Regions from separate parts of the Mus musculus genome. Here region 1 is linked to region 2. The links are chromatin loops, found by intact Hi-C in ENCODE. Cell type or tissue: left cerebral cortex. All regions are shown on one strand. Each heading gives the region's core, and the rest is flanking DNA. Links, peaks and the distances in the headings are about the cores only.

Region 1 (17,672 bases), core at 5,125-13,124, 220 kb before region 2:
ATGGAAGAAACACAGACACAGGGACACACAGACCTAAGTTCCTACCACTGCAAAATGGCCAACTAGACTTCAACCCAAGCAAGAGAATTCAGAGTCTGAACTTCTGCATGCAATAGCTCTCCAGGAGTTCAATGTGATTCGGGGTTATTTGGGTTATTTTTGTTTGTTTCTTTGTTGTTATTGTTGTTGTTTTCCATTTTAGTTCAGATAAGATCTCACTAGGTATTCTAGACTGGCCTCCCACTCCCTATGTAGAACAGGCTGCCCTAGAACTCACAGATATCTGCCTGCTTTTGGGGGGGGGGGGAATAACAGCATAAGTCACCCTGTCCCACTGGAAATTATGAGGTTATTTTTTAAAATCTCTGGTTTATGAAATAGGAAATTTGGTCTAAGCAGCTGGCTAATTAGTAAGAGAAGCCAGACTAAGAGCACAGACTCATCTAACGGCTTTCTGTGGCACAGCACAGGTGTGGATTTCCAAAGCAAGGCTTTCTAAAAGAAAGAACCCTGAGTAGAAAATTATTGTCTGTCATCATCTGCCTCCACTGCACTTGGAATGAAGCTGTGGGCACATTCCTCAAATCCAAGTCTCAGATGCTAGTGGTACCTTCCTAGAAATAGAATTCTGAAACATTAACTGTGCATATCCCAACCTTCAAACCAGCCCTGCTCCTGTGGCCACACTGGATATGGCAAATATGTTTCACATAAATCTAAACAAGGATACATCTTGGTAGTCAGCAAGTCCAAATTTGGGGAGCAAGGGTCATTCTAAACACTAGTTCTTTTAATTAGTGAAAACCAAGGTCACTTATTAAGCTTATATTCATATTAGGTGAAAATCTGATTTAAGAAATGCTATATGGGTCAATCTATTCAGCACCATTTTCAAAGTATCTATAAGCCATATCATCTTTGTGAAAAAAAAAAGTTGTGTGTTGTTCTTCTTCAAGGTACTATTGAGCCTCTGCCAGTGCCTGACAAATACAGAGGTGGATGCTCGAAGAAAACCATTGTACTGATCATGGGGTCCCCAATGAAGGAGCTAGAGAAAGGACCCAAGGAGCTGAAGGGGTTTGAAGTCCCATAGGAGGAACAACAATATGAACGAACCAGTAACCCCAGAGCTCCCAGGGACTAAACCACCAACCAAAGAGTACACACAGAGGGGACCCATGGCTCCAGCCACGTATGTAGCAGAAGATGGCCTTGTTGGATATCAATGGGAGGAGAGGCCCTTGGTCTTGTGAAGGCTCGATACCCCAGTGTATGGGAATGCCAGGACTGGGAATCTGGAATGGGTGGATTGGTGAGCAGGGGGAGAGGGTATGAGATAAGGGGTTTTCAAGGGGAAACCAGGAAAGGAGATAACATTTGAAATGTATATAAAGAAAATATCTAATTTTTTAAAGTTATCAAAAAAAGAAAAAGAAAAGAAAGAAAGAAAGAAAGAAAGAAAGAGAGAGAAAGAAAGGAAGAAAGAAAGGAAGAGAAAGAAAGGAAGAGAGAGAGAGAGAAAGAAAGAAAGAAAGAAAGAGAGAGAGAGAGAAGAGAGAGAAGAAGGAAAGGAAGGAAGGAAGGAAGGAAGGAAGGAAGGAAGGAAGGAAGGAAGGAAGGAAGGAAGGAAGGACTATTGAAATAATATCACATGATCCAGCCATGGAGGCTAAAATGATCTTTGGTACCCATTTTGGTAATAGAAAAATCCTCGATGTCCATCTCCCTGCCCTGACATGTTCTGAAACACAACCCATCCGACTATGTCCCTAATCCACCACTGTTATATTTATTAGGTGAAACCCATATGACTTCAGTCTTTGTCTCCAACCATGCACCCCATTTGCCCCAACAAACGCCACTCCCACAAATCAGGCAGATCAGTAGTTGTTTGAAAAGGATGTTTTGCATTCTCTGAGTTCATGGGTTGGCCCATACAACTGCGCCTGAGAATTTTTAACTCCTCTATTAATTTCAACCCCTCCTTCAGGACACCTCCTAAGGGCTGGGGATGTAGCTCAGCAACACAGCACTTTCCTAGTATTCACACGAAGCTCCTGGTGTCCACACTGTCAACAATTAATTAAATAAATAAGGCATTTCTCAAGGGCAGTCTTCATGAAGTCTTCCTTCAGACCTCCAAAAGAAAGTGATCCTGTCCCTCTCTGTGTCACCAGAGGTCAGGTGGAACATTTCTTTATTGTCTATATATTAATCTATTTCCTTTCCTTTTTTTTTTTTTTCATCGACAGGAACTAAACTGTGATTTGTTAGTGTTTGTTTTGTGGATACAGGGTCTTACGGTGTGCCTAGGACTAATCTTCAACTCACTATGTTGTTCAGATTAAGGTGACATTGATAATCCTCCTGCCTCAGTCGCTGAGTGCTGCTACTATAGGTATGTACCACCACACCCAGTCAAGCATATACCTTTTCACAGTTACTGTGATTATTAGTTTGTTTTAAATTTCTCAAACTAAACTGTAAACTACTTAAATGAGCAACTGTAGTTTATGTCTGAAATTACCCTTGGAGTAGCTACTCTGCCTTTGCAGCAGCTACTCTAAGAGACAAATATTTAGAATACAGGGAATTTGGGAAACATTTCCTGATCAGTATTTTACTATAGTAATGATGGGATAAGAACATCAGTCCCTGAGTTCAATCCCCAGTACCCACAAAAATACAACATACATGTCACTGAGGTGTGAGAAATACAACATACATGTCACTGAGGTGTGAGAAATACAACATACATGTCACTGAGGTGTGAGAAAGTGTGGACCGTGAGCCATGAAGGGTATTTGTATGTTATAAATGATTTAATATGCAAAATTCTGTGACTGGAAAAATTGAGGATGAATAAATGTAAACAAATTGTTCACGGTTTCACAGCAAATGGAATTTTCAATCTTAAAGTCCATCCAGGTAAAGTCATGTGCCTGGAATCTCAGGATTAAGTCTCACAAGTCTCGGGCTACTTGCTCTATACAGAAAGAGTATACCTTACTGCTTGTAAATAAATGGGCAAATAAATAAATGCAGTGCAATCCAAAAGACACAGGCCTTTACATTTTGGACAAAGAAAAAGTAATCTACAGGTTGAAATACCGAGGAGACCAACTTCTCTAGATTACTTTTCAGGTTAGGAACATACATAAAAAATTAAGTAAACAAGTAAATAAAGATGAACCTTACCAGTCAAAATATATTAAATATATATTTATGCATATGAATATATTTATTTATATATAAATAAAGGGAAAGGTTTGAAACACTTAATTAAAATGATTATGAGCAGATTGAATTAATGTATTATAACAGAAAGAATATAGACTTTGAAGTTTGATAGACTAGGGTTAAAATCAGTAGGGCATTAGGGTTACCTTTTAACTTTGGTCCTTGAGCTCAGCACCTGCTTCCCAAAATGTTTTCATGAAAGGGCTGGAGAGATGACTCTGTGGTTAAGAGCACTGTCTGCTCTTCAAGAGGAGCTAGATTCAATTCTCAGCACCCTCGTGGCAGCTCATAATTGTTTATAACTCTAGACCCAGGGGTCCGAAACCTTTTTCTTGCCTCTTTGGACACCAGGCATGTATGTGGCACACAGGCATACATGCAAGCTAAAGACTCATAGAAAAGAAATAACAAAATGAAAACAAAATATTTTATGAAAATAATATGAGCGGATCTCAGAGATGATACAAACATTACTGGGTTCCCCCATTGGTGTGTGGAGGATATTCTCAAGTATCCAAAAATAAAGTACTAATTCCCCTTTGGTTGGGTATTGCTGATGTTGATGCTATTCTCCAGAGAAACGGGTATGCTATGCTTAAGGCCATGTTCTTGACAAGAATGGAGCAAAAACAGCTGCCACTGCTGTTTTGGCTTATCACGTCCTAACAGAATGCACCGTTCCTGTGAGCAGAGAATGAAACAGAGTCCAGTCAACCAAAACTCAACACTTCCTTCTCTTCACATTGAGTCTTAAATCTATTCATACATATCTGAGAACTAATGGTCAAAAGAAGAAAGCCAAGTTGGAGCCTCCCTTTCACCAATTTCTACGTTTTCTGTCACTGCACTTCAGGCCCAGCAGGCAGCTCCCATCTTTCAGGGATGTTCTTTGGGTGTAGCAGGAGCTTGGTACTTGGCACTTGGCACTAGTCCTCTGGATATATGAACACCAGATAGATCTACCTTTTGCTGTCATTTCATGATGTTTCCAGTCATGACATGTTTCCTCTTACCGTAAGGCAAGGTAAGATCTCCTGAAAGGCTGTTCCTTCCATGCACGTGACTGAAACAGCTCAGTTCCACTCAGTGGTTAGCTCCCTTCCCCTTCTTAGGTTCTCCCTAGGTCTCCTCTAAGCGAGGAATCACCAAAATCTTGGACCAATGTGCCCTCAACTCTAAACTGGCACCTGCCACCAAGGATAGTTGGTTCGAGACTCACAAGCACTATCTCATTGAAGACACTGAATGGCCATTACCGAAATAAAAGTCACAGAATTTACTGATTGTGGTTGCAAATAAATCAATGACCCCAAAGCAGTAGGCATTTTCCTTTAAAAAAAAAATCAAAAAAAAAAAATCTCTGAGCTATTTAGTCTCCTAGAAAGCATGTGCCTGAAAACACAGAAGCTGCAGAGGCAAAAGTCCCCAGAAACTAGGCCAGCTTTTGCTCTGGCAACTTTTCAAACTGGGAGGGAGAGAACTGGAGCTTGAAACTGCATTGAGGATTTCTGACACATTTTAGCAAATCCAGTGTCAAAAACAATAACAAAGTAAAGGCTTTTGAGGACAAGGAAGTCTTAACACCGCCCCCCCCCAACCATCACCCTCAAGCTGAGGTTGAAATCATTCTGTGTATGAGAAACAGAGTTACTTAGAAGCTAGCAAGAACTTGCTCGCTTTGTTTATATTATTCCAGTTTTGTGGTAAGAACTTTTCATTTTGAAATTTCTTAAATCACTTCCCTGACTAGGGGAGAAAAGACTTTTAAGAATGAATGAAGCCGATACACTTATCGGGATTCCCCAGTTCAGCTATGGAAAATAAAAGCCCAAGTTCCCTTGCCTTCCCTTTCATTCTCTAACTTCACTTCCTATTCCTTCTGTGGTGAGTGGGAGAGAGGGAAGAAAGAAAGAAGATGGAGCATCATGGGAAGGGAACCTCAGATATTTTGTCAATGTAAAGGAACCGTAGTGAGGTTGGTCTCCAAAGAAACATCACTCATCTGCCACCAAGAAACAAAACAAAACAAAAAACAAAACAAAACAAAACAAAATCTTTGGATTGTGTTCATATATGTATATTGTGATGTAATTATTAGCTCAAGAGTTACATCCCCTGTGTGTGAGACCATTCTATATAGTCTTACATAGTCTTGTCATGTCTCTGTCTCTTTCTCTGCCTCTCCCTCTCTCCCTCTCTCTGTCTTTCTGTCTCTCTCTTTGTCTCTGCCTCTCTGTTTCTCCCTGTCTCACCACACATGCACACACACACACACACACACACACACACACACACACACACACACTAGGAAAGGAGAGAGTGAGAGAGAGAGGCAGAAAGACCTACAGGCAGAGAAGAGGGAGGAGAGAAACTTTAAATCCAGCGAGGAAGAGAGGACGTGCTAGTGCTAGTGCTAGTGTAGTCCAAGGAGAGGATAGCCTTTAAATAAATCTAAAGTGCTCTTGTGCTGCAGGTTCCTCTGCTCCTGCTTTTCAGCAAAGTCCTGTTGCTGAGGCTTCTTCTTTTACAGATGCCCAAAGACATTTTTAGATACTTGTGAGCCGATCTTCGGCCTAATGCATCAGACTCTTTTCATCAGGAAGGAAAGGAGGCAGATAAAACAGGAGCATGTACCCCAGCCTCAGCTGACTGGGGTCACTTCCCCATCCCAGCATCTGATTCCTTTACCCCACCCCAAGCTGCTGCTTCCCTTCCTACCAAAATTCAGAACCAAGACCCGTTAGACAGGACCACAGAAGGGACCAAGTCTATTTGTTTCAGAGGCTCACTCCCTTCCTATCTCTGCCACCCACCCTACACCTTCTGCAGGTCTATTCCCCGTCTTTGAGCCACCCAGCCTGCAGGCTCAAGCAGAGGGTGCAGGGGTGGTTTGGAGAGACAGGGGTGCTTTCTTCTCACCCACCCCCATGCTCCCCAGAAGAATGTCCTCTGGGGGAAGAGGACTGCCACCAAGTTAGAGGAACTTAGATGGTGAAGGCTGGTATTGCCTGGTCCTCCCGGCTGAGTCTCAACCTGCTGAAGGCAAGAGAGGGCTAGCAGCCCGGAGCTTACCACAAGCACCGGGACGCCAGCGGCCAGCGAGTAGAGGAGCACCGGGGGCACCGCGCTGCTGTCCTCTGGGCCCGGGTAGGGCTTACGGTAGGCGCTGTCGTGGCAGAAGAATCCCTGCACGTTCACAGTGAACGTGTCTGTGTATTCGAAGTAGTAAGCCAGCATCACCGTCCCTGCCATGATCACCATCTGGAAATAGAGCATGCTGCTGATGAGCGCCACGGGCAGCAGGGGCATGCACGCCTCCTGGCCAAGCCGAGCCGAGCGGGCGGTCGACGCGCCACAGGCCCCCTCCGGGCTCCGCCGAGGCACAGCCACCGGGGGCGCGGCGGCGGGGGCGGCGGCAGGCCGAGGTGGCGCGAGGCGGAGGCTGGCAGCCGCCGAGGCAGAGGCGGAGGATGCGACTGGGCTTCGGGATGCGCGGGCAGGATGCAGAGGAGGAGGCTACCCCCGGACGAGTCCCATCTGCCCTGCCCGCCCCCTGCCCGCTGCAAGCGCCGCCTGCCCGGCCGCGGGGTCGCGCGCAAGGGCGGGGAGTCCCCAGCCCCAGCTCGGGAGCATCCGCGACACCGCGGCACTGTGGTCAAGCCCTCGGACCGGCCCGAGGCAAGCGGCGTCGGTGGCACCTCGTCCCCTCGGAGGGCGGGCGGATGTTGTATAGCTGGAGCAGCTGCCTGGAGAGGGTAAAATTCCAAATCTGAAGGGGAGGGGAGGCAGCAGAGATGGAGCTTCTAGAAACTCCCTTTCGAGTCACCAGCTGGGCTGTTTCAGACCTCCCGCACAGCGCCTGGGAAGAAGGTGCGGGGACACATCTTCAGAGCGCAAAGCCCACCGGAACGCAAAGTGTCCGGGTGGCGCCGCCGAATTGCAGTCTCTGTCTCTGCTCACAGCACTGCCTGGACTCTGTGACCCCTCCAGCGCTGGAGAGCAGCCAGAGCAGTGTGGCTTCCAAGGCGATGACAGAAATTATCTCAGAGGATTTTAGATTCTGGGTGGCTTTGCCTCCCTTCCAGTTTCCCAAGGCTTTGTAAGTAAATCAACAGATTCAAGGTTCCTAGCTTTAGAGGCATCATCTTGGGCAAACCGGCTCTTTCCTGGTTGGTTCCACGTATAGCCTTTCTCATCTTCACAGTCTCCTCTGATTAGCTGCTTGGGAGATGAGGCATTGCAGATTCTTGGGACCCAGGGGTACCAGTCACCAAGGACAGGGAAAGAACTATGTGCCTCATCTTGCTATTTCCAGAGTTCAGGGAATTGCAGGGATTCCTCTGAGGTCAGAAGACCCACACAGAGTCATAGCACAAGCACACACAATGCAGTCTTACGTAGATGTCCACGCGTGTGCGTGGATATTTAAGTAGCTTAGGAGCTATATGTATGCAGAGCCCATCCTGCAATGACTCGTAAGCTCTGCACCCAAGCAATATCTTCAAGTTACCCTGACCCTGCTCACACCAGGCAGAGAAAAAAGCATGTGCAGAAGATAAGGAGAGAAAAATAACCTTAAGAGCTCTGCTCTTTTCCTTAGAATCTGGAATTACTTACCAGGATTTCTGGGATGTTCATACATCTAATAGGCTGTAACATGGTGGCTTTTGGAGGTGGGCCTTTATCAACAAGAAAATACAACATAAACCCAAAACGACAGTTTTGATTAGGCAAATCACTGATTTTGAGGATGGGATGGTAACAGCACTGAATTTCTTGAATATTAAATAGGTGTGAGATGGGCCACCATGTAATCAAGAATATCATTTAACAACTAATTATTTCAGAGCACTCTTAGTGATGTGTGTGGCAGGCAACTTTGGCCGGTAGAAGTAATGTATGTGAGTGAGCTACCACTGTATGAAAATGTGGCCACTCGAAAGATTCAGGATGTAAGACTTCAGGAACTAAGACTAAGAACAGGAACAAAGAGCATAGCCATGGGCAGGCAAAGACTGGGTATTTGTGAGTTATGTGGCAAATGAAAAGTGAGTGAATAGACTCTCCCGGTTCAACTTTGAGAACCCAAGGTACTTTCTGGAAAGATACAGAATATCCAATCCTGGCTCCTTTAAGATTGTTAGCAACTAGCTTCTCTGTTACTGAAGCAGCCTTCTAATGGACAAGGGTTAGAGCTGAAGTAATCGTGAGATTTTATTTTGAGGATCCTGTGTAGTTGGGGGGAGAGGGGGAGATTGAGGATTGCCTGTCTTCCAAAGAAGATATGAACATGTAAAATAGTAAATCCTTATTTCTATGTTTTTTTTCAGCAACTAACATACAAAATCCAGATATTTTCCTGAGATTTTAGAATCGTATGTAGAAAGAAAACCACAAATAAACAGAAAACCCAGGAAAGAACTTTACCTTCCATACATAGCAGGATTTGTGAACTGTGAAGAACACAAGAGGTTACACGTGGGGCTAAGTAGGGACCACTCTTGAAAATAAAGTGTTCCTCCTTTAAACAACAAAGCCCAGGTTTATATTGCCAGACTTGAGGGAGTGATGTTTGAGGAGATTCGGGACTGAAAAGTGAGATGACTTCACTCTAATGAAGAATCTTAAATATTAGCATATATATTGATGGAAATGCTCCTGAGACTAGAGCAAAAATAGAATAAGAAAAGGAGTCTAGCATGGCTGCTCTCCAAGTGGCCCGGACCAAAGATTAGTCAGACTCAGATACCTACACATAACCAATGGACAGAAGACTGGGAACCCTGTGGTTAAATTAGGGAAAGACTGGAAGAAGCTGAGGAGAAGGGCGACCCCATAGGAAAATGAGCAGTCCCAACTAACCTGGACTGCTGAGATCTCTCAGACATTGAGCCACCAACCAGGCAGCATGCACAAGCTGATATGAGGCTCCAGACACATACACAGCAGAGGACTGCCTGGTCTGGCCTCAGTGAGAGAAGATGCACCTAACTCTCCAGAGACTTGCGGTTCCTGGGAGTGGGGAGGCCTGGTGGTGTTGAGGGTAGGGGTGGCAACATCCTCTTGGAACCAGGGAAGGAGGAATGGAATAAGGAACGGTTCATGAAATTTGGTCCTTAAAAATGCTCTATAGCATTCACAGGCTGGACCAACACCCATGGCACACATGTAGATATGCAGCTCCACGAGCACCCCTCCCCCAACAATGGGAGCAAGAGCTGCCCCTCCAACTGTAGCCTGACTGTGGAACCCACTTTCCAACAGAGCTGCCTCAGTGGGAGCAGATGTGCCTAATCCTGCAGACACTTGATGCACCAGGGTAGGGGAATATCTAGGGGTCCCTTGTGGAGGGGAACTGGAAGGGGACAGCATTTGGGATGTAAACAAACAAACGAACAAATGAATAAATAAATATTATTTTAAAAATAAGTGCACTATAAACCCAAATCATGACATCATGAAAGACACATCAAAAAAGTCTTGAGTATTCGCAATTTCATCCTTGACTTCTCATGACCAACATCACAGAAGAGTGCATCCTCAGAGAAGGAGGTCCAGTACTTGTCAGGGAGATAGCTGCTTTCTCAAGAGAAGATGCTAGAATGGTGATGTGTGTGTCTTCTTTGATGTTCTAACTGCAACACAATCTTTATCTCAAAGGGCAGGTGCTTCTGACTAGACCAATAGTTGGTTGTTTCCAACTGAGGCTGCCAAGATGTCTTTAAGGTGCCTTATACTGTGACTGTATTTTAATTATTCGAGTTCTCTGCATTCCCAGTATCTCAAATCTTTACTTTCAACATGGTTACTATAAACAAACTATATACTTCTTTGCTGAAACTACCTTTTCCCCTGATAGTGCATGTATGAAATTAATAGACTTGTCCAAAAGAGGCAAAATAGTTTAGAAAATGTGACTGCTGGGAAAGAGTAGAAATAGTTAATATGCCCTAAACTGAATCCTTCTGTGTTACGGAAACTCAAACTATTAAGTTGGCAAGCGTTAACTGAGACATGCTGGTCATATTCACTGTGTATCCCTGAAAATGACTGAGCTTCTCTGGGTCCATTTGCTCTTCTGTAAAATTCAGCTTACAAATCATAACTGCACAGATGTTGAAAGGCTTATATTTACAAAATGCTTCATAAATATTAATTCCTTGGGAAAGTCTGAATTAGAAAATACACACAATCAGTTGTACAGACGGCCTCATCTAAGTCAGTTCTACATGTTTTTCCATCTCTGATTTCAACTCACAATTACTCAGATTAATTCTGGGTGCTCCATTTCCCAGGCTTTAAGTGTGAGATTATTTGCTGTATGTTTTAAGCATTAAGATACACATTGTTAGGTATAAATCCATAGATCTAAGATCCCAGGGGGCATGTCAAGGTATTCAGATTCCCTGAGAATAGCTTAAAACAGCTTAAAGAAAATGGACATAAGGATGTGACAACTTGAAGTATCAACACTTTAGCCCGAGGATCAGGGATGCTGCCATTCTGCGTTAGTATCTTTTCTCTGTGAAGCCATGAGAACAGGGTCCTGGCCATGTCATTTCAGTGTCACAGTTTCTACAGCTTCCAAAATTGTTGATAACCTTGCATTCTTCACCTAAATATAATACAGAGCCAAGGCCACTCATGACAATGAAAGGCTAGCGCTACAACTTTTATTCTTTACCACACCAATATGATCCAGCCGTGGTAACACCAGCAAAATCTTCATTGATCCGTTTGGGTAAATTCCAGCCTAAAGCCCTGCTGAGCTGTCTTTGCTTCATGCTCCTAGAGAATACCTGAAAGTCATTATGTGTGCTGTGATTAATGAGGACCATCCCAAGCTAAATCACAAATCCTTCAAATACTTGGAGAAACAGAGGCTTCTTTAGCAGTGAAGCCAGGGATGTGGGTCAAATTGAGCTGGTGATATTTGCATGTCTATGTTCAAAAATAAAGATGTGAATGCTAATTGGAGCTCCTCTGCTTGTCATTGTATGTGCTGGGAAAATGATTGACAAGGGAACATAGCAGATGGTAGACATTCAGAATGATTCCTTCTTCCATATCTGGACCATAGCAACTACTAGCAGTTTTTAAATTTGGAATTATCAAGGTTTATAATCCTGACAAGTTAAAGGTCTGACTTGTTTATAACTAGACTCTGCACTCTCTGGAGCCTCACATAAAGAGAGTAGTTTGAATGCTAATATTTTGCTCATCATATTTCAGAAGACAGGCAAACTAAGAGTGGCTCTATCCTATCACTTCAGGAAAGTGGAGGGAGTTGGCAGAATTAATGGTCCTTGAGGAGAACCATTTTTGGGCTCTCTAGGAAGTAGTCATCAGTAGATATTATCACAGTGAAAAGGGAAAAGGAAAAGGAAAAGGAAGAGGAAGATGAAGAAGAAGAGGAAGAGAAAGAGAAAGAGAAAGAGAAAAAGAAAAAGAAGACCCAAGGTATTTGAAGAAACCCCCCCTCCAGTCGTTGTTGGGTTTTGTTTGTTAGTTTTTAAACAAATTATCCAGCATTTTTAAAAATTCATTTAGTCATTGATTGATTGATTGATTTTTATTTTTTAGTATAATCTCTAACAAAATCTGTGTCCTGAGTTGGCATGATGGCTCAGTGGTTAAATTACTTGCTCACAAATCTGGCAATATGAGTTCAATTCCTGGAACCTATCTTTAAAAAAGTGCTAACTTCAGTGCCACACCTCTGTAAGTCCAGAAATTCTGCATATAGGCATGAGGCAGTCTGGAGAATCCCCAGGAAGCCAGCCTAGTCAGCCAGCCTGGAATGCAGTATGGCGGAAACAAGAGACCCTGCCACACACACACACACACACACACACACAAATGCAATGAAAAGAGAAAACTAAGCTTGAAATATGCTTACTGTCACACGCATACAGTCTCCCACTCTCCCAAAAACACACAATACACACACTCCACACACATACATGCATACAGACACAACACACATACATACCACATACCACTCATACACACATACCATGCACACTCTCTTGCACATACACAACCCACATACCATACATGCACACACATTAAAAAAAACTGTTATTCCTCAAACTACTATAGTAGCAAACAGTAAGACCTAAGGTTCAAACCTGTCTTGCTTTGCCGTATCATCAAAGCAAAAAACACAAGGTTTGGTGAGTATTTAGAGTTCTAACAAAATATGTGCAAGTTTTCTACCAATCAAAGCCAGAGTTCCCTCAGGATATCTTAGTTTATGAAGTTAATTAAGGTTTTATGATTCAGTGTTCTATTTTTATTGGATACCAGTAAAGAAATTACCAATGAGAAAAAACCAACTAAAATATTTTATTCTCATCCACTGCAATATACTGAAGATGCCATTACATGCTAAAACACTGACTGGAGTACTGGTGGGGCAGGACAGTGAAATATAATTGGCACCACTGATTTAATCATAAAATGGAAACCAGAAAAGTAAACAGAAGAATTTGCAGCGGTATATTTCTCTCACACGTTCTTAGTCCAACTTTCTCTTAAAACTACTTTGTTTACAGTGATGCAGTATATAAATACATGTATCCTCACGGATAAACTTTTCAACTATTTTATATCTTCTGATTTATATTTGATTTATATTTATATTTGATTTCCTTAACTAAAATTTATTTTGTGCATCATTGCAAATTCTTGGAGGAAGTAGGAGGAAGATGAAATACTTCATTATTTTCCTGTGTGTGTGTGTGTGTGTGTGTGTGTGTGTGTGTGTGTGTGTGTGGTATGCATATGTATGCATGTGAGGGAAGAGGTTAAGTACTTTGTTCTATGTGCCTCCACTTTATTCCCTTGAGGTAGAGTCTCTCACTGAGCCTGCAGATTTGGAATCTACTGGTCCCTGTCTCCTAATGCCGGACTTATAGGCATGTGTAGCCAAGACTGACTTTTTATAATTTTGAATCTGGGGATTTGAACTCAAGTCCTCAGGCTTGTGTACCAAGCATTCTTACTCACTAGGCAATCTCCTCTGCGCCCCCACCCCACCCCTGAACCATTCCTCAGTTTTCTGAGTAATTTAATAACCCGTTCAAGTTTAGTGGGTATCTCAAACAAGCAGAGAGATAAACTCACTGAAATGGAACTCTAGAAAATTGCTTAAATTCCATGGAAAGGCTCTTCAAAACTAATGATAACTTTCTTATCTTTGCATTCCTCACGTAATGTTGATGCTGAGCAAAGTAGAGAGGTCATGAAGGAACCCTATTTTCCCTAAGTCCAGAATCATGCTCAAAGACAGTAAACAACAGAGATCTCCTAATTGATTCCATCTACTTGAGACTGATCTTCTATTTGAATCCAATTAAACTTACACAAAGAAGCCCAGTCCCAAGTGTTTACTTGTTGAGGTCACCTGTCTATGAGGCAAAGAAGAGAAACTCACTCTTCCTGGTCCCCCAATCCATTTTACTTCAGTTACTTTTTTTTCCTACTGAGACATTATGGTTTGTCACAATCGATCAGCTTAATTATTTTAACAGCATGTGCGTAATTCTTATTTTAGCAGAGTGTGTATATTTCTTATCCTGAAATCTCTCTAAATGACTGGATGAAACCAGATTCCAGGCAGGTTGCAAATCTAGGCTATGTGTCTCTCGGACCATATGTTGTTCTGCAGTGCTCTGATGTTCATCAGATTCATGTCAATATAACTGTTAAGGACAATGACAGTTGTGGCAAGGTTTTGTTTGCAGAATGATCCTGTTGATCATATGGTTTGGGTCCAAAGAGACAGGTGAGTAGCCTGGTCAAACCTTCCTCAGAAGTGTGGTAGGAGATTCACCTTTGGCTTGTTAACCTCAAAGAAACAAATACCCGATTTTGAACAGTGCTGCAGTACATTTGGGACAGGATGAGCAGCACCCATGAGGCTGTCACTCGCCAAGGCCTTATTTTATAGCTTGAATCTTCAGACTTTTAAACGCTATCTACCTGCAGCCTGATGCAGTAAAAGTAACAAGGCCAGGCTCTCTGAATGACACTGAAATTTTACTTGGTGTTTGGTGGGCCTGGGGATAAGACCATAGGTATAAAGCAAAGAGAGCCTAAGACACTTTGTTCAGTCTTCCAAACACAAAACAAAACAAAAACCACAGACTATGTAGCTTAAGGACTGAAATCTCTTTCCTCACAGTAAAGAACACGGGACGTTCAAGACCAAGGTGTCATAGGAAGTGGCGTCAGTGAAAGCCCCTCACAGTGGCCTGTAAATATATGTACATATATGACAGGACATGTACACATCTCTGTGTGTCCTCAGATGACCTTTCTTCTGAGCCTATATACATAAAGAAACTCCTGTTTCTTACTGAACACTATCTTTATCTGATTACAGCCTCACATATACTTCTTCACTCATGCTCAGTGGTTCCCATCAACGGTCCAGTCTCTAAATATAACAGTGTAGGGTCAGTATTTTGACATGGATTTGAGGGGCAAGGGGATACAGTTCAGTCCATCACAGCTCCTATTGACCTTCCAAATCTATCTATCTATCTATCTATCTATCTATCTATCTATCTATCTATCTATCTATCTATCTACCTACCTACCTATCTATCTATCTCTATAGAGATATATATTTATATATATATTTATATATGTAAATATATATAGATATTTATAGATGACATAGCTAGAAATTATCAATGTGAGCCATAGAGAAGCTCCATGTTTAGTGGTAAAAGCAACTGCTTGCTGGAAACTTAAAAATGGCTCAACCTCTTCAAGGTCACCACTGAGTTTCCTTTTTTGCTGAGAGATCTACATGATGATCGCATCAGTTATAACTCTTGGGAATGATAAATTACAAATACTCATTTTAAATGATGTCTAAGCATCCCAATCCAATGAATATATGGCTGAGCTCTTTAAAGTTAAGTTAGGGCACAAGTTAATTTTTATGACCTCATTGTAAATGTCAGAAAGCCTAAGTTAAAGCTGAATCAATGATGCCTATTTTCTCATCTCCTCGACAGCACCACCTCACTACAGCCACCTCAATAAGATGTTCATACCATAAACACTGGCATCTGAAGTACAGTCTCTCTCCTCATGGAGCTAGGAATAAAACATGAATAAAATATGGAGTATTGGGGATAAGCAAACCTATGTATTTTTTATCTTGGAGTCAGAAATGTAATTGCCTATTCTTATTAATCCTGATAAGGAAATCACTGGCTACACTCAGAAATTGCAACAAATCAATTACTGGCAGGTAATGGAGTCTAGTGTGAGAGGCGATAAGGGTGCTTAGAAGTAGATAGTATCTCAGGGCTTCCCTAATGCTGTCTGAACCAGCCAAAGCCTTTTTTGAATTTAAGTTATGCCTCCTCCTCTCCAGCTGGAGATGACTGCATGATGAGGACCACCAGAGAAATCATGAAGCCCTCATACCATCATCATATGGCATGGAGACCCCAGCTTTGCTCAGACAGTGTTTAAAATTCTTATTACACTCTTTGCCCTACTGGCCCACTGACTAACATAATCTTGTGTTAGGAAATGCACAAACTAGTGGTTTGCATTTTTTTTAAATCATATCCTTTAAGAATTTAAAATATTATGCAAATATCCCTACCAGGTACAGTACAACAGATTATCTTCCATCTGCTAACAAAAATAAGTACTATGCATTTTCACACTCAAAGAAGGATATTCAGTAGGATAATTTCTTTCTAAAACTGTGTACTATGCTATTTATTTACTGACATAAGGAAAGTCAAAGAGTCACATTTGACTATTTTCCATTTTCAGGCACTTAATGTTTTAATGCTATGTGATTCTTCATAAATTTCTATGAAATAAAGATCACCATCTTCCATTTTTTTCAGAACCTTGCCAACTTGCCCACAATTAATGACAAGCAGAATAGATGTTTGACCCCTGAACTAGCTATTTCTAATATAGTCACAACACATTGTGATATAATATACCAGTTCTACAAATGCTGTGTGGATTAAGTGAATTTTTTGATTACACAAACTGTTGCATTGACATATTAGAAAACATATATACAATATTAAAAACAAGTAAACCCAATACATCATCATTCAAAGGCATTTTTGTTTGGTAAAGGAAACCCATTTTAATAGTAGGACTTAATTGTGTCATTATTGAAAAGACTGAGCCATGGTATTAGCAAATAGATCAGGACTTGTTAAGGCTTGCATAAGCATGTGGTATGAATATAAAGAATTATCACAAGGAATGCTGATTGAGAGGATAGAAATTTGTGACCTGAATATTGTAATAATAATCTGAGCCATGCTTGTTTTACCATCCACACATATACACATCGAGAGGAAGCAAGACATAGAAAACACTAGAGAAGATATCTCCACCCCCAAAGCTTAGGGATCTTTGTAGAAGATGGTGCATAAAAATTTAAGAGTCTAAAATAGTTAATGACATCAAAAAAATAGGGTTTTACAGCTATAACATGGCTGAGACACATGTGAATTTGCAGTAATTGTAACAGTATACACAGAACCTCTGCAAATACAACCAGACAAAATCCTAGAGTAGGAGGATGAAGGTAGGCAGGAAATCTCACTACTAGCTGAGTAATTATTGGCATCTATTAGCTTTTGGGAAAGGGAGAGTCAGTTTTCCTTACTAATATGATGTCTGATAGGCTGAACACATAACAGGGCAATTACACTCCCAAGACTAGTTGGTCAGCATACACTGGATTCAATGGGCAGAAAGAAGATGAAAACGTGCATCAATCTAAAATATGGATGGGAAGGAGTATGAGGGTGGGTAAGGGGAGGGCCCGGGTAGTCAATGCATTCAATATACATTGTAAAAAATGCTCAAAAAAAAAAAAAAAACAGTAAAAGTGTTACAAAAAGAAACCCCATGAAAACTTTCATCATAAAAATATTATAGATTATATCAGCATACTAATAAGAGTTATGATGTTTTATGGTTTTAATCTTACACAGAGGGCAATGTCTTCTGTAGATCAGGTATCTTTTTGTCTACAGGTACATCCACATTCTGATGTATAGATGCTTGGAAGATGGCGCTAAATAATAATTCTCTCTACCCCTCTTCATGATAACTGGCAACAGGGGTTCATACACTATTTTAGTGATAAAGGAAGTGTAGCAATTCCTGTGGAGATATAGTGTGTTCTAGAAGATATGACATGGAAGGAATAAGCTTATTTGTTACAACTTAGGAAAATAAATAAAATAGAGTAGATGGAGTTTGGTATGGAGTAGAGGATAGTAAAAATGACATGACGGAGTTTAATCTGGTAATGGTCTACAGTCATTTACTATCAAACTATAGATACCAGCCATACCCACTCACCAAACCTCAATCTGGTATTTACAGCAAGCTTAGTAACCTGATGGCAGATACCAGGA
Region 2 (8,000 bases), core at 1-8,000:
AGGGAAGAAGGCATCATTCTTCCAGCTATTTAGGAGTTGGCAGCAAGCACTACCCAGCTCCTTAGAAATGACTCATTTTGAAGCTAGTGGGAGGAATCTGCAGGATGAGTCTCTTTTGCAAGATGAATAAACAGAACTTGAATTAACATGTCAATTTAAAAGCACTAGAGGAATGTCCCTTGACTTTGGGACATAGTTCCCCATGACTCGGGGATTAAGATAGATTGACAAAATTCAAGTAAATCTCCTTCCATCACATATCAGCATAGAGAGTATAACTGAAGTAACATAAAGACAGTGAGACGGCCAGTATTCAGGGGAGAAAAGTCTTCAGGTCTTGTCTTTCTTTAAGGTGTGGGCCATTTTAGATTGTTCTTTGCTTCTTGAGTTCTTTATATATTTTGGATATTAGCCCTCTATCAGAATATGGTTTCCCAATCTGTAGGTTGACGATTTGTCCTATTGACTATGTCCTTTGCCTTACAGAAGCTTTTCAGTTTCATTCAGTACCATTTATAAATTCTTGATCTTAGAGCCTGAGCCATTGAAGTTCTGTTTAGGAAATCCCCACCCCACCCCCATGCCCATGAGTTTGAGGTTCTTTCCCACTTTCTTTTCTATTAGATTCAGTGTACCTGGTTTTATGTTGAGGTCTTTGATCCATATGGACTTGAACTTTGTGCAAGATGACAAATATGAGTCATTTTTCATTTTTCTACATACTGACTGCCAGTTAGACCGGCATCATTTATTGAAGATGCTTTCTTTTTTCCATTACACAAAGGAACTTAACTGGTAAAATTTCACATGGACCAGAGAGGGATAAAATAAACCTAGATACAGTTCTGTCAACTGCAATGTCTAGCAACATTTGATTGATTGGGAACACAATGAACCTTAAAGATAGATTGACCTGGTTCAAACATCACCTGTGCCGTGTTGTGCATAATTTTGACCACATTAGCTCTCTAGCTGTCTATTTCCTTTTATGTGATAAAAATCATGTAGCCTCAATATGAATATACATATATTCATCTATGATAGAAAATAAGATGCCTATTGCTTAGCTACAGAGTACATTCAGTGGTTCAGGCATCATGTCTGTAAGATGACTACATTGTGTTCTTTCATTTCCTCTTGTACAATTGCCCTTGACCTGAGGTGGACTCTTTCCCCTTCCAGGTTGAACAAATTCTACTTCTTCACTCACACTGTTCCCCAGAAGCGGTCACCTCCCAAGTTTCTAGAAGATGCTTGAGTTTCACAGGGTCCCTGGATACAGTCTGTAATATTGGTCATGGTTAAAGACAGTGGAGTGCTCTTGGCTTTGTATAGGGAATATGAGTTTTCTTTGTAAAGCCGTTAGAAGAGCATGCACCTTTTAGCTCAGTCTTCAGTTAAAAAAAAAAAAAGCCATTGAGTCGGTGGGGTGGCTCAAGCCCAGTGACCTAACTTCAGTACCTGCCACCAACATGGTAGGAGGGTTAGAAGGAGAGGATAGACTCACTCCCACATGTTGCCCTTTTACCTCTGTATCAAAATGTACAACATACATACATGCATATATACATAAATGCATACATTCATACATATGCACACACATATATACATACATGCATGCATGCATGCATACATACAAACACAATGAATAAATAAATAAATGTCATTTTCAATAAAAGAGGACATTGTTGTCTAGATTTTTAAAAAGAAATAGATAGAAATTAAATAACATAGCCAAGCTTATAAAGCAAAATTTGAGACAGAGTGGGTACCAAATCAAACTTCATGTTCAGCATCACAGACTGGTACATGCCACTTACAGAGAGAATACACACACAGGCAGTTACTCCTTCTGCTTCTTCTCTGTTAAGAGCAAGAAGATGGCACCTCGGAGGATGGGCTGAGGTGATCCCTTGGGCCAAGGAGTTTGAAGCCAGCCTTAGCAACATATCTTAGACCCCGACTCATAAAGAAAACAAGCAGACAAACCAGCAACAACAAAGCAGGAAGCTACGGTAAGGTGTGAGCACATTCTCAGAGGTGGGAGAGACCTGCATCCTCAGCTCAGCTGTCCTCAGCTGGAAGACGCTCAGCACAAACACTTAGCAGACAGTGTGCACACGCCACACTCTCTCACCAGCCAGCAGCTAGTGTCCCCAGGTTAGTCAAGGAACAGAGATGATCCAGCCCACTTACTCTGGCAAAGCACCTCTATAATCCTGTGAGCACAAGTCACACTGGTTAGCTTCTAAGTTCAAGCAAACCTGTCCTGGTTCACAATCATGCTTGACAGTAAGTTAATGGGAAGGATGTTGTTGTCATCGTCATCGTCATCGTCATCATTGTTATTGTTGTTTTCTTTTGTCTTCTGTTTTGCTGATAAAAATGTTCATGGTTGGCAGTAACATCCTGTGGTAAATTGCAAAGCAAGATGGCTTCTAGAATAGCACCCTACTTTATTGATTAATTGGATAATTCAGTTTTCCACTTTTCAACATGAGAAAAGAAAGACCGCCTATGGATAGACCAGACCCTTAAACAAGAAGACATCCAATGTAGTATTATATTAAACCAAAAGTAGGCTAATATGTGCTTGAATTTTAGTTTGCAAAGCCTTCTCCAAGTGATACCTGTCTCTCCTGTTTTGGTGACTGCAGCTGGGAGCATAGCTAGCTAGCTAGCACCAGCCAAAGGCTGTCCAGGCTTAATCACTGAGTCTTACATCCCCTGAAGCTGGCAGTCCGGGTGGATCCCCTTTATGCACAGCCCTATAACAACCCCCTATGCTCAGGCACATAATCTTTTCTCATTAGTCACAGTACTTCAAGGTCATTCAACATGTCATGTAAATAATAAACCATTTGTAAAGTCCCCAAATGGAAATTATGAAAGGGAAATAAGGGAATAAATAAGAAACAGATTTCTTTTTATTTTAACATTGTTCAGCTTTGTAGCATATTTTTCAATCTGTGAGATAATGCTTACCTGTAGAAGAGGAAGAAATGTTTAATGTATTTTAAGGGGATACATATAAAGATAAGACCACAATCTTTTGTTTTATGTAAATTCATGCACACGCTCAAAACTCTGCACCCAGACACATTGGTGGTGTGAGAAAATATAAAACAGAGTCAGAAACATATAACCCAGGCCTTTTAACCTAAAGGTAAATAAAATTATTTCTTTGGAGAAATTTTTCAAGATATTTGTATCTTAACTTTAATATGAATCCACAACATTTCCATATTCCAGATCATCGTTTTGTCAAGTTTACATAGCTTATTTCATCTTTCTGTAAAATATAGTTTATTTTCATTTTACATGAACATTAATATCAGCAAGAAAAATAGTATCACAACATCACTGATTTTCCACGTACCAAAATAGTAACTGTGACTTTTTCCATCTTTTCTAAACCAGATAGAGATAGTCTCCTCAAAAAACTCTTCTAGACTCTGCCAAGTGCGATGAGCTGGCAAATCACCCCTCCCCAGTTGGTTACAATCCACAAATTGATGCAAAGTAGGAAAGTAGGAAAGAAGAGAATAGATTTCCAAGTCCTAGAGATAGGGTTAAATGAGGACACTTCTCCAACAGCAAGTTTCAAGCACACAACTCTCTGTTAGTGACTTCTCCTCTCTCTCTTCAAAGGCACAATCTCTATCTTTTCTCCATGAGTAAATGTCCTACATTTTTTATATCAGGAAAGTATTAGTTCTTTTCTGTTGGCTTCAAAGAGAGTTATAATGATAGTGTTGTTGATAATGGTGGTGACAATGATCTTAATAATAATAATAAAATTTAGTAAATTTCAAGTGTATTTTATGTGGCAGAAGCTCTGGTTACATTATCATCCATCCTCAGAACCATTACACAAAGGAGGTAGTTTGTTCTTGTTGGCTTGAGTGTTTTTTGTTTTGTCTTGTTTTGTTTTTTTTTGTTGTTGTTGTTTTTTTGTTTGTTTGGTTGGTTGGGTGGTTTTTGTTTCTGTTTTTGTTTCTTGTAACCAGATTTCAGTTTCTATCCTAAGCTTGCCTCATATTGGGACCTTGGATTCCCAAGTGTTAGAAATATGCCTAGCTGCTAACAAGGCATTATTATCTTTGCATTTTAAATATGAAAATGGTAGCTCAGAGACAAATATCTTTGCAGAGACATTAGAGTAAAAGGATGAAGCCAAGATTTGAATCAGGCCCAGTTTTGCTCACACGCTATGACTGTACCATGTTACACCATGCATACTTCCAGTAACAATGCTGGATTTAGCGACGAAGTAAATTAAAGAGATGAGCCTGCCTTTGATTCAACGAGCTTCATGGTACTAGAGGGCATGCGATTAAGTAAGTCTGGTTGAGAGTTTGCCAAAGCAGAAGAATAAATTTTTCTGTGTATTACACTACTGAGTTTAATTTTGCTGCTATTATTTCCTGTTTGGTGGTAAGTGATTTCCTTCTGGCATGGATATTTTGAAATCCATGGTCATTGTGCACTTGCAAAAATGTCCTTTTTTAGCCAGAACAAATGGTGTTCATCAGGTGCCTGTGGAAATTCATGAAAAGCTATGCTCAGGATGGAAGGGAAGCCCTCAAGCTGAGTTTAAAGGAAGTGGCATGGGTAGGACAGGGTCACAAAGAGATAAGGCTGGATAAATGACTTGTAGCAAATCGATACACAGTGAAGCTAGAGGAGAGAGATCTTAAGAAAACTGGAGGTAGGAGTGAGTGCATGTGAGCTTACTGGAGATCTAACCTATGAGCGAGACTTGGAGGCCTGTTTAGTCATCAGATTGTCTAAGATGACTTGCATTTGAGAAATAAGGATTGTTTTTAATGCTGGAAATGTTTATCAATTGTCATTTACAGAACAATTGTCCCCTTGGAGTGTGTAGATGCTATAACATACAAAAGCCTGGGCTCTCTCACAAACAGTCTTGTACAAATTACAGAATTAAGTACTCTCATTACAGAATTGGCTACATAACCCAAAAACATCTGATGTAGTTCTGTCGTGTGTAAAAAAACTGTTTTAAAAAGTTAAAGTTAACTATATATATGTATATATATATATATATATATATATATATATATATATACATATATATATATTTAATACATAACAAGAGAAAGGTCTCCTAACTTCTGTCGTAGGTTTCTTTTCTGGTTTTTATGATTTTTAGAATTCTTATCCTAAACATTTGTTATTTTGAGGATTTGACAAATGAATATAATGAGCTTTGATAATGTCCAACCCCACTACTCCTCACTCTAGCTCCTTCTAGCCATCTTCCACATCCCCTTAACAATTTCGTACCATCTCTCCTTTTTAAAAAGTAGCATACTGAGTCCAGGGAGTAGGGGTCTGCAACCCTGAAGCAAATAGGTTAACCCTCAATTAGTGGCCATCAACATTCAATACTTCCTCAGCTAGGAGCTTGTGAATTCCTCTATTCATGCTGGGACGTTGGTTGATAGGCTTGATCTTAATCAGCAGGGAACAGCAGCTGCTGGGAGCTCATGACTGAGTGGCCCTGTAATGTCTAGAAGACACTATTTCCCAGTAGTCCCCTCTGTCCTCAACATGTGGCTCCCCAGTCTTTCCACCTTCTCTTCCACCATGCTTCCATTTTTTTCCCATTTTTTATTAGGTATTTAGCTCATTTACATTTCCAATGCTATACCAAAAGTCCCCCATACCCACCCACCCCCACTCCCCTACCCACCCACTCCCCCTTTTTGGCTCTGGCGTTCCCCTGTACTGGGGCATATAAAGTTTGCGTGTCCAATGGGCCTCTCTTTCCAATGATGGCCGACTAGGCCATCTTTTGATACATATGCAGCTAGAGTCAAGAGCTCCGGGGTACTGGTTAGTTCATAATGTTGTTTCATCTATAGGGTTGCAGATCCCTTTAGTTCCTTGGGTACTTTCTCTAGCTCTTCCATTGGGAGCCCTGTGATCCATAGTACTACCGGAGGATCCAGCAATACCTCTCCTGGGCATATATCCAGAAGATGCCCCAACTGGTAAGAAGGACACATGCTCCACTATGTTCATAGCAGCCTTATTTATAATAGCCAGAAGCTGGAAAGAACCCAGATGCCCCTCAACAGAGGAATGGATACAGAAAATGTGGTACATCTACACAATGGAGTACTACTCAGCTATTAAAAAGAATGAATTTATGAAATTCCTAGCCAAATGGATGGACCTGGAGGGCATCATCCTGAGTGAGGTAACACATTCACAAAGGAACTCACACAATATGTACTCACTGATAAGTGGATATTAGCCCAAAACCTAGGATACCCAAGATATAAGATACAATTTGCTAAACACATGAAACTCAAGAAGAATGAAGACTGAAGTGTGGACACTATGCCCCTCCTTAGAAGTGGGAACAAAACACCCTTGGAAGGAGTTACAGAGACAAAGTTTGGAGCTGAGATGAAAGGATGGACCATGTAGAGACTGCCATATCCAGGGATCCACCCCATAATCAGCATCCAAACGCTGACACCATTGCATACACTAGCAAGATTTTATCGAAAGGACCCAGATGTAGCTGTCTCTTGTGAGACTATGCCGGGGCCTAGCAAACACATGCTTCCATGTTCTGGTCTGAGTCAAAGCTCTCGCAGGTCATTCTAACTTGGCATGTGGATGAACTGTGCTTGTTGTGTGCACCTGCTTCTCAGCACCTTCCACAGCACCACACTAAACAGTGTGTTATGACAGTCAGGACTGGACCTGCTCCTTTTCTGAATTATTATCCCACACACTCACACCCTTCTATTATGGAGCACAGATACATCCAAAGAAGAAAATACTAAATGTTATATTTCCTCATCAGATTGCCAAACTGTTCACATATAATTTCACAATTTCTTCACTTGATATTAATAGACTATCTTTACAGAAAGGAAAGAAAAAACTGAGGAAAATAATGTGATATAAAACAATATTTATAAAATAACTGAATTTTCCATTCTTTAATATAATTTTTAATTCATATAATGTCAACTCACCTAATTCTCTAACACAGGTTAGAAGCAGATATTAACTCTTATTTACTAGTAAACTCTAATTTAAATAGACTGACACAGGTGTGTCTAGAGACTTTATTAAAACCCAACTATTAAGGGATAGAGAGATGTCCCAGAAGTTTAAACATAGTCACAGCAAGTGTGAAGACCAGAACTGAACCCTCAAATACCCAAGTAAGTATCAGGTGGGAATGGTGGACAACCTTCAGGATACTCCCCCCTCCCCGCCCCCAGAGAAAGCTGGTTAGCAAGACTTGCCATACCAGTGAGTTCTAGGTTCGATTGAGAGATCCTGTCTCAATGAACAAGGTGCAAGAACAATAGAAGATGGTTCTCAGCATCCATCTCTGGCTTGTATATGACAACCGATATCTCTGTTCATCCACACACATGTGCATGTGTACATGCACCACATACACACATACACACATGCACATGCTTACATGCACCACATACACACATACACACATGCACATGCTCACATGCACCATACACACATGCACATGCTTACATGTACCATACACACATGCACATGCTTACATGCACCATATACACACATGCACACATGCACATGCTTACATGCACCATATACACACATGCACATGCTTACATGCACCATATACACACATGCACACATGCACATGCTTACATGCACCATACACACATGCACACATGCACATGCTTACATGCACCATATACACACATGCACACATGCACATGCTTACATGCACCATATACACACATGCACACATGCACATGCTTACATGCACCATATACACACATGCACATGCTTACATGCACCATATACACACATGCACACATGCACATGCTTACATGCACCATACACACATGCACACATGCACATGCTTACATGCACCATACACACATGCACACATGCACATGCTTACATGCACCATACACACATGCACACATGCACATGCTTACATGCACCATACACGC

What was found. A loop is a pair of places that touch in the nucleus more often than their neighbours do. Peaks named below come from ENCODE experiments on the same cell type or tissue, not always from the same donor. Only the 100,000 strongest peaks of a DNase experiment are listed, where the experiment ranks them.
Region 1: it touches region 2 in a loop (2.5-fold over the local background); 2 of 42 quality-filtered maps call a loop at or near these places.

The regions. Positions count from the first base shown.
Region 1 is chr3:117,564,573-117,582,244 of GRCm38, reverse strand. It overlaps Plppr5 (phospholipid phosphatase related 5), which reads right to left and starts at 7,018. Exons shown (of 6, transcript NM_029425.3): 1 at 6,313-7,018. The coding sequence starts at 6,549. In left cerebral cortex, for the core only: no CTCF peak of the experiment used is centred there; DNase peaks (open chromatin) are centred at 6,686, 7,115, 7,400, 8,160 and 4 more places; H3K4me3 peaks cover 2,877 bases; H3K27ac peaks cover 2,836 bases.
Region 2 is chr3:117,349,621-117,357,620 of GRCm38, reverse strand. All of the region lies in intron 1 of Plppr4 (phospholipid phosphatase related 4), which reads left to right. Among named protein-coding and RNA genes, the nearest start is that of Plppr4, 7.3 kb to the left of the region's middle. In left cerebral cortex, for the core only: no CTCF peak of the experiment used is centred there; DNase peaks (open chromatin) are centred at 53 and 3,490; H3K4me3 peaks cover 467 bases; H3K27ac peaks cover 364 bases.